Regions from separate parts of the Mus musculus genome. Here region 1 is linked to region 2. A link is a loop called in an ENCODE intact Hi-C map of the cell type or tissue named here. Cell type or tissue: heart. All regions are shown on one strand. Each heading gives the region's core, and the rest is flanking DNA. Links, peaks and the distances in the headings are about the cores only.

Region 1 (4,396 bases), core at 103-4,102, 66 kb after region 2:
GGTGTCAGTTCTCATTATGAATGGTTGTGAGACACCATGTGGTTGCTTGGATTTGAACTCAAGACCGTCAGAAGAGCAGTCAGTGCTTTAACCACTTAGTCATCTCTCCAGCACCCCTCCTACCCTCCCCCCCACCCCCCGGCATCTTCATCACAACAACAGAACAGTCTCTTTCCATCTTGTTTTAGTCAGGGTTTCTATTCCTGAACAAATATCATAACCAAGAAGCAAGTTGGGGAGGAGAGAATTTATTCAGCTTATACTTCCACATTGTTGTTCATCACCAAAGGAAGTCAGGATTGGGAGTCAAGCAGGTCAGGAAGCAGGAGGTGATGCAGAGGCCATGAAGGAATGTTACTTCCTGGCTTGTTTCCTCTGATTTGTTCACTTTGCTCTCTCTTACAGAACCCAAGACTACCAGCCCAGGGATGACACCACCCACAATAATGGACGGAGCTCTCCCCTCTTGATCACTAATTGAGAAAATGCCTTACAGCTGAATCTCATGGAGGCATTTCCTCAAGGGAGGATCCTTTCTCTGTGGTAACTCCAGCTTGTGTCAAGTTGCCACATGAAACTAGCCAGTACACTTCTCTACTGCTATTCCCCTGTCAAATTCCTAGGTCAATCATGTGGACATTGTTCCTGTTATTCGCACATCCACACTATTGATTCCTAAACTTCATTATCTAAAACTTTGCTACCCTAGCATGTGAATGTCTGTCCAACCTGACCTGTGCCCACCTCTTGCCTCAGTTGCTCCATACAAGTATCCATGGCCCCTTACCCTCTCAAGACACTTACAGACTGCCTTGTCTTCAACACACCAAACTACCCCAGACTAGGTTACTGTTCTTGCTCCAACACTTTGTTCTTGTGTGTTTTCCCAGTAGACTTTACTTTTTAAAGGTTTTACCTTTATTTTAAAAAGCAAGTGGAAAGTACAGAGAGGTTTTTCCCATGCACTCCTGTCCCCACCTGTGTGCAGCTCTCTGTGGCAATAACTCCCACCCCATTCATGCTCGTTTAGTAGAAGTTATTGCTCCACATTAGGGTTCATCTGAGAGTTCGACACTCCATGGGTTTCTAAAAGTGTGTATGCCTACATCACAGAGTCAAAAGAACAGCTGCCCTGCTGTGTGATCTCCCTCTGCTCTGCCTCTTGCCCTTCCCACCCTGGTGGGGCCAAAAGCCACCAGCATCCTCATTGACTCTGCAGTTCTGCCTTTCCCAAGTGTCATGGGATCACAGAAAACAAAGCCTTCTTACGTGGGCATTGTTCCTTGATGAATCAGCATTTAAGGCCTCTCCCTCCCCCAAGCCCCTTTAATCACTCGGCTGCTTATTTCTCTTTAATGCTGAATAATATTCCATTGTCACTACATCTTGGAGTTCGTTATTTCGCCTTCTAAAAACCATCTTGGTTCTCCCCCCATGTTTTGGGATGTAAGAGTTTTCCTGATGCTCACACACACGCTTTCCCATACTCCAAACTTTTCAAGCCCTCTGGGTGGATATCAAAACTCACCATTGCTTACACTTTCCGTTCCTCTTCTCCCGGGGTTGTGAGTTCCTTTAGATACCAGCTGGAAAGCTTCCATCAGTTCCTTCACTCACACTTCTTTCAACAACTATTTTTTTGAGTGATTGTCATGTGTGAGGAATGATGTCAGCCCTGGGGACACAGCAGTAAACAGTGAGAAGGTTATCTTCATGGAAGCCCCCACTCCTGGGGAGAGAGGCAGTGAGCAAATGCATAGATAGACATCATCTGCTGGGGATGACAGCTGAGAGGCAGGGACTGGCTGTGTGCCAGGCAGCTCTCTGGCTGGGTAGCCTTGGAGCAGAGGTATGAGTGAGCTGAGGTCAGAGGTCAGGGGAAGGAAGAGAAGCCAGAGGAAATGAAGAGCAGGGCAGAGGTCTTCAGGAAGACGGACACATGCCAGGCAACAGGAAGGGGACACAGCTGTCCAGGAAGGAGAAGACAGGCAGGCAAGAATCGCTGACAGTCTTCTAATGTTGGGGTTTCCTTTCTTAATCCAGGGAAGATATCGCGGACTTACATTTAAGAGTACCTTTGTCTTGATGTGTGTGGCAGATGCTGGGCACTCAGACAGGAGTGGACACTGCTTGTGGTGACGGCAGGGTCAGGGTTGCATGGACTGTTATGCTGGCTGGGCTGCTACCCTGAAAAGCTGGACATGAGTGTTCACATGGGAAAGGAGGGTTGTGTGGGAGGTCTCAACCTCAGGTGCTGGCTATAACTAACAGGAGTGTAGTTGACCTGGGCATGTCAAGTCTGGAACACTCTGACAGAGAATGAAGAGATTTGTTTGTTTGTTTGTTTATTGGATATTTTCTTTATTTACCTTTCAAATTTTATCCTCTTTTCTGGTTTCCCCTCCGGAAAAAAAAAAACCCCTCCCCCACCCCCTCCCCCCTCCTCCTGCTCACCAACCCACCCACTCCCACCTTCTGGCCCTGGCATTCCTCTACACTGGGGTATCGAGCCTTCACAGGACCAAGGGCCTATCCTCTCATTGATGTCTGACTAGGCCATCCTCTGCTACATATGCAGCTGGAGCCGTGAGTCCCACCATGTGTATTCTTTGGTTGGTGGTTTAGTCCCTGGGAACTCTGGGGGTACTGGTTAGTTCATATTGTTGTTCCTCCTATGGGGTTGCAAACCCCTTCAGCTCCTTTGGTCCTTTCTCTAGCTCCTTCACTGGGGACTCTAGCTTGCAAACACTGGCATCATGAGTCTTTTATGGATGCTCTAAGGGATCCTGCATTTTCCAAATTCTCCTAGAAGACTCCCATGAGACACAAGCCTACATCCAGGCTCACAAATGGAGAAAGATATTTCCTCAGATAAGACCAAAGACATCAAAGGGTCATTGTGTGAGGGACAGTGAATGGAATCCATCAGCCCTTGTTTTAGTGGCCACAGAGTGTCAATGTGGGATCTGTCTCACAGTAAGGCCAGCTTAAAGATGTCTTGTTTAAGTCGCAAGGATGTTCCCCACACATACTGAAATACATGGATCACAAACGGGGGCCTCCCTGTGGGAGTAGCTCTTTGGTCCCCTGGAATATTCCCAGAGGCAGCTCCTGGTTATCTTAGTGCTCTGGAGAATTTTAATCCTACATCCATATACGGTATGTAGCAGGAGTGAGGTACACAGTGAGCCCATCGTGAGGAACACAAAAGACCTGGTAAGCAGACAGACAGGAAAGACATCCACATGGCTTGGCTGATGCAAGAAATCAATCAGCCAGCAATATCTTTGACATCTCCAGATGGTGGGGACTTCTTACAGAGAGAGGTGGGACTGGACACAAGGCTTAAAGATCAATGTGAGTGTGTCTGAGAATGGAGATGGATAGTTGGTGACTGGGGCTTGGGAAGATGACGACACCATGCACAAGAGGAGAACTGGAATTGTCAGGAAAAAGAAGTACGTGACAAAGGCCACTTTCTGGGGGTTGCTATTTAACACAACAGCCACCCACACTTTCAAAGGTTTGCCTATGACTTGGTGGGTCTAAGCGTCTCTGATGAGTTTAGGGCGATGCGCCTCCAGTTTCATTTACAGCATGCTTTATAGGTTACAGCTCCAGGCCTGGTGCCAGAAGGGACTAGGGAGATGCTGCTGACGTTGATATGTTGAGGTAGAAATAAGCCTGGCTGTCAAAGAGACTGTGCAAGAAACTGGCAACATGAGACAAGGAGTTCTGGGTAGAGGACCGGAGAACACACTGTGTTAGGGAGACCCTCGTTCTTCTCCTGTTCCCCCAGAGTCCCGGGTGTTAATCGCATCCAGGACATAGTCACCATTTAGTAGACATCTGCCACAGTGCTGGGGTGACAAGCAAGGAGAAGAAAATGAAGCAAGGGCTCTTGGCCAGGAGAAGGCAGGTGCTCTAGGTGGGACGCCATCACTAAAGTAACATTATAGCACCATGGACAAGTACCAGAGACCCCAGAAGCTGGGTCTCAGGTGTGTACAGGGGGGATAGGCAGGTGGAAACAGGAAGAGGGGTGGAAACCAAAAGCCTGTGAAGCCTCAGGGAGGTGGTAAGGCCTCATCCGAGCGTGGAAGGCAGGCTTCCTCACACAGACCTGGAAGAACAGAGTGGTGCAGGCAAAGTGTGTAGTAAGTGAAAAGCCCCATGCATGCCTGAGGCTAGGCCCTCTGGGGCCTGTCAGAAAGTGTGCTGTGTCTGAGATGCTGTGCTGGCTTCTGGGAGACAGCTCGAAATCATAAAGCAAATCTGGCACAAGATGGCCTCTACCTTCTCTGGCACGCAAGCTGAAGTCCTAACTCTACCACTTCTCTGTGACCCACGGGACCAGCCGCTTGATACCTCTGACCTTCAAGGACTCACTTTAAAT
Region 2 (4,396 bases), core at 113-4,112:
AAGAATTATTTTGTTATTTTTTTTCACTTTTCTCTTTAAATGAGTGTTGTGTATTCATTACCCTAATCAGCTCTGGGTGAGCTTAAATGAAGAGAAGAGGACATAGCTTATGAAGTTTATGATGTTGCTAGAGATGTGTGGTCCTACAGAGGTTAAAATCTTTATAATTGTCATTTATTTCTGGAAGTCCCATCAGGGCCAGCCTGGTCTACATAGTGCCATCCAGCACAACCAAGGATACATATAGAGATGCTGTTTCAAAATGCATAAAGCAGAACAGAACAGCATGGAGGAGCTGGAAGCAAATGCTCAGCACTCAGAACACTTTCAATGTCACCGTCACTGTTGAGGGGACATCACAGGAAGACATCCCTGACACATGTACCATCTCATTGTAAGCCTTTCTGTTCCAGGGCCCTGGTCAATGGCAGGGACTCCTAACAATGACATCATTCATCTCTGTGGTTCCGATTTAGTTCCCTTGCTACACAGTGACAAGGCCACTTTCTCAGAAGTCACCAACTCGGCTATCACTCTTGAATCAATGTTTCCACATACTCAGAGTCAGTCTCAGTGAAGCTCCGTTCTTGCAGCTGCAGGAACTTGGGATCAAAGGGCTGAGGATGTAGCTCAGTCAGCGAAGTGCGCGCCAGGGAAGCACCAGGCCCTGAGTAACAGAACCGGTATAGAAGAGAAGGTGAATGTGATGCATGTTTGTAATCCCAGCACTGGGGAGATGGAGATAGCCTGATTCCTGGGACTCACGGGCCAGCCAGACTCGAATGCTGTCTCCAAAATGAATAAAGAAATAACACAAAATATGCCTGAGAAATGACGCCCATGGTTGTTTTCTGGTCGCCACAAGCACATTTCCATCCCAACGCACCTGAGCGCATGCCAGTATTGGAACCTGGATCTAGAAACTCGGAAGTCTTGTTCTGATCCCATGTGGCTTCTCTAAGGCTCTCTCCTCGAGTGCCCAGTCACACATCCCTCTCAGCTCAGCTTTCCTGAACCTTCTCAGCTGCTTCCACAAGCTTCAGTGGCCACTTGCTCCCCTCCGGGTCTGCAGTCTCAGGAATCCCCACCCCATCCCTTCCTTGTCATTCTTCCTGGGATATGCAGAAGCCTGGCTCTGCCCAGAGGTGAGCTTGCTTCTATCTAACCCCATTTACCTCCCAACCAAATCCCAGCTGCCTGATCCACCCCATGACACCATCTTCCCACTTCCCTCCACCCTGAATCCCATTCCTCTTTCCACTTACACCTGGGTTGAATCTCCAGTCTGGTGTCCTTACTGCTGACTGGACCCATTGTTAAAATAGCAGAACTGTACTCAGCTTAGATCAGGACACGGTGTCTCTTCTTAGCATCTAGCTCCAAGAGATCACGCCCTCAGAAATGCATGACAGCCATGCTGTGCAAGCACCTGTGTCTTTCAGACTGTGGGCAGAATGTGAGCTACTCTTGTTTAGGTCTCATTTAAGCATCACTGCTTAGGATTCCTTCTGCAGTAACTGAAAGGGAATAGAAAATGCTACAAGGCCCAGTCCAAAGGACCAAGGCCAGGAATATCAGGGACTCAAGAAGGGGTCTCTGGAACTAGATGGGGAGCTCAGATAGAGCACTGCACTGGAATGTTCAGATAGAATACTAGTCTGGAATGCTCAGATGGAGCACTGGGCTGGAGTGCTCAGATGGAGGACTAGGCTGGCATGCACAAAGCTATGAGTTTGAGCTCTCGTACTGCACAGAAAGAAGTCTCAGCACTTAATAGTTGATGGTGCACAGAGTATGTATCTCATATTCCAAGTCTTTCAGACAACTAGCTTGCAAATATGAAAGGGTAAAACACATCAAGAGCTATCCACAGCCATCATAACTGTGCAAATACATGGAATGGAAGAGAAACGATTGACATCCCAAGCAGTGCTTTGTCTCTGCTAGTTTGGAGGAAAACATTGGTAGTTATTAAGGAATAAATGAAGGGCTATGGATGAACGCCGATTTCTTTGCCAGTAAGACAGACAATGTGAGGTGGCCACCTACTGGGGAGTCTATGATAAAGGACTGGTTGAAATTGCAAGGCCCGTATATGTGCAAACAAAGCCATGGTAAGCAAGAGGGCGTGTCCCTGGAAGCTAGTGCACCAGTTCTACTTCCTCTGCAAAAGTAGTAATGTAATAGATGAAATACACAAAAGGCATGGAAGGATATGTTCTTTAAAATGTCAGATATTGCTAGGACACAGCCTTCTGCCACTTAGGGGCAATTAACTGCCACTTAAAAATAAAAAGTAAAAACAATGTAAAACAACAACAAAATACCTCAGGCACATACCTCAGGTTCCCTGGAGTCTCCCCCTCCTTTCCTATCTTCAGATAAAGATACACATCATCACTACAGTGACTTTTCTTTGCCACCCTCAACCATGGCATCCTGCTAGCCAAGGGAGTGCTGACTGAACAGTGGGCATAATGGGAGACAGTGACTGTGCATGCTTCCTACATACAGCAATGGACAAGCAAGCCCCTGCCCCTGGGATTGCGAATAACTCCTCCCCATGGGCCACACACTCTGAAGAGACAAAAGACACTCTTTCTGGATGTCCTCGGGTCACAAGCAAGGGCGTATTACTTTGGGCTCTTCAGTTCTCCAAGAATCAAGCCATGAAACTTGTAGTTCTAGGGTCACAAAATCCATGAAGCTTTTCGTTCCCAAAGCCTCTTTGGAGCCTCATCCGATTCCCCCTTTCTCTATTTTTCTCCCTTTTATCCTTTATGACCACAGCAAAGCCCTTGAGAGGGTAAACCTTCAAATGCCTCATAACTGTGTGCTTGGGCAGTTCTAGCCTCAGAGTCATGAAGACTCTCAAACTTCTCAGACCCCAGAACAGTGACACCAACACTGTGATTTGTTCATTTCTCAGTCTAAGGTAGAAGAGATATCTCTGTCACAGTGATCCAGCAAATGTCTTCAACTTTATGGTGATGCAAAACTATCCCCGAGCACTTGCACTGGTTTCCGTTTTGCTATGGCACTGAGTAAGTTACATGAACCACACAGCACATCATCATGATGTGCGCAATGCAGGCTTCATGCTACATGACTAGCTCTACCTGTGGGCTAAACTACGTGCTCAGAATACATATGATATGGCCTAGCTTAAGCATGACGTTCATGTGACTAGATGCATGAAGTGTGCTTTTAGTTTAATGATATTGCCAACTTAATGCACTTACTGTGCCCTACCGACATCCTGAGCCAAAATATAATGTAATGGCTCCCAAAGATGAAGACCAGGCCTACTATCCAGAAATGTATAAAAAACTTTTAAAATAACAATATAAGGGCAAATAGGTCAAATTGGGAAAAAAAGCTATACATGGAAAGAAAAATCTAAAGTGTTTTTCTAAAGACCTACAAATGGTCAACAACAAGATAACAAGCTGGCAAATATTAGTAACCATCAGGGAACCACAGTGAGTCGGCACTTCACACCCACGAGCAGAGCTACAATAACAAGTTCATTATAAAGTCTTTAAGTGCCAAGTATTAAGAATGCAAAATGCTGTAGCCCCTCTGGAAATCAATTGGCAGACCTTCAAAAATTGCAACAGATTTATCACATGACACAGCAGTAGAACAAAGTTCTATGTATAAGCTCAAGGAAATTGAAAACACATTCACTGAAAAACCTTATGAATATTCATAACAACATTGTGCATAACGACCTAGCCTGGATGGAAGGAAGGCTCAGCCACATACATGATTTCATGAGGATGAGTCTTTAGTCAGCTCATGAATTATCCATTGTGACTTTTGCCTCTTATGAATCAAAGAGAGCCTGCTTCATCAGCAGACAGACAGGCTGTAATCGTCGTTCCCCCCCTTCAGGATCTTGGGCCCCCAGTCAGAGCTGCACAGGTGCAACTGCAGTGTGATGACTGGGAAGGTACAGAGCAGAACTGCGCAAGCACAGTGGTGGCTGGGAAGATGCATAGCACACCGCCCTTGTACCTCTGCAGTCAACGGATCTCAGTAACCATAGCAATGCTAACGGAGTTAAGAACAGTGCCCACTCATCTTCCTTCTTAGATGCAACAGACTTGGATTCTGGAAGGAACAAGTCTAAATGTCCCCTGGGGTTTCTATGGAAGGGAAGGGAGATTCTGTAGTCAGTTCTCAGGGTCAACTCTAGAGCTCACAAGCAAAGCTACCATCATGTTTCCCTTTAATCAAAAACACCATTAAACCCTGTCTGAAGAAAAGCCCTTTTGGTGTTGATTGCTGTATTTCATGGTGAGACATAAATTGCTCTCAGTGTCCAACTTTACAAAGCAATTATCAATTGGTCTCTTTGAGTTGTATCACTAGGGCTTGTAGTAAAGCCCAA

The links. Peaks named below come from ENCODE experiments on the same cell type or tissue, not always from the same donor. Only the 100,000 strongest peaks of a DNase experiment are listed, where the experiment ranks them.
Region 1: a loop joins it to region 2, with 2.3 times the contacts of the local background. A loop is called at or near these places in 1 of 42 quality-filtered maps.

What each region holds. Positions count from the first base shown.
Region 1 is chr13:70,647,574-70,651,969 of GRCm38, reverse strand. Gm36377 (a long non-coding RNA gene) reads left to right here. Exons shown (of 3, transcript XR_382634.3): 3 at 406-1,384. Among named protein-coding and RNA genes, the nearest start is that of Gm36377, 6.1 kb to the left of the region's middle. In heart, for the core only: no CTCF peak of the experiment used is centred there; a DNase peak (open chromatin) is centred at 1,859; H3K27ac peaks cover 1,084 bases.
Region 2 is chr13:70,713,896-70,718,291 of GRCm38, reverse strand. The region is part of intron 4 of Gm36607 (a long non-coding RNA gene); the gene reads right to left. Among named protein-coding and RNA genes, the nearest start is that of Gm36607, 9.9 kb to the right of the region's middle. In heart, for the core only: a CTCF peak has its summit at 2,050; no DNase peak of the experiment used is centred there; H3K27me3 peaks cover 418 bases.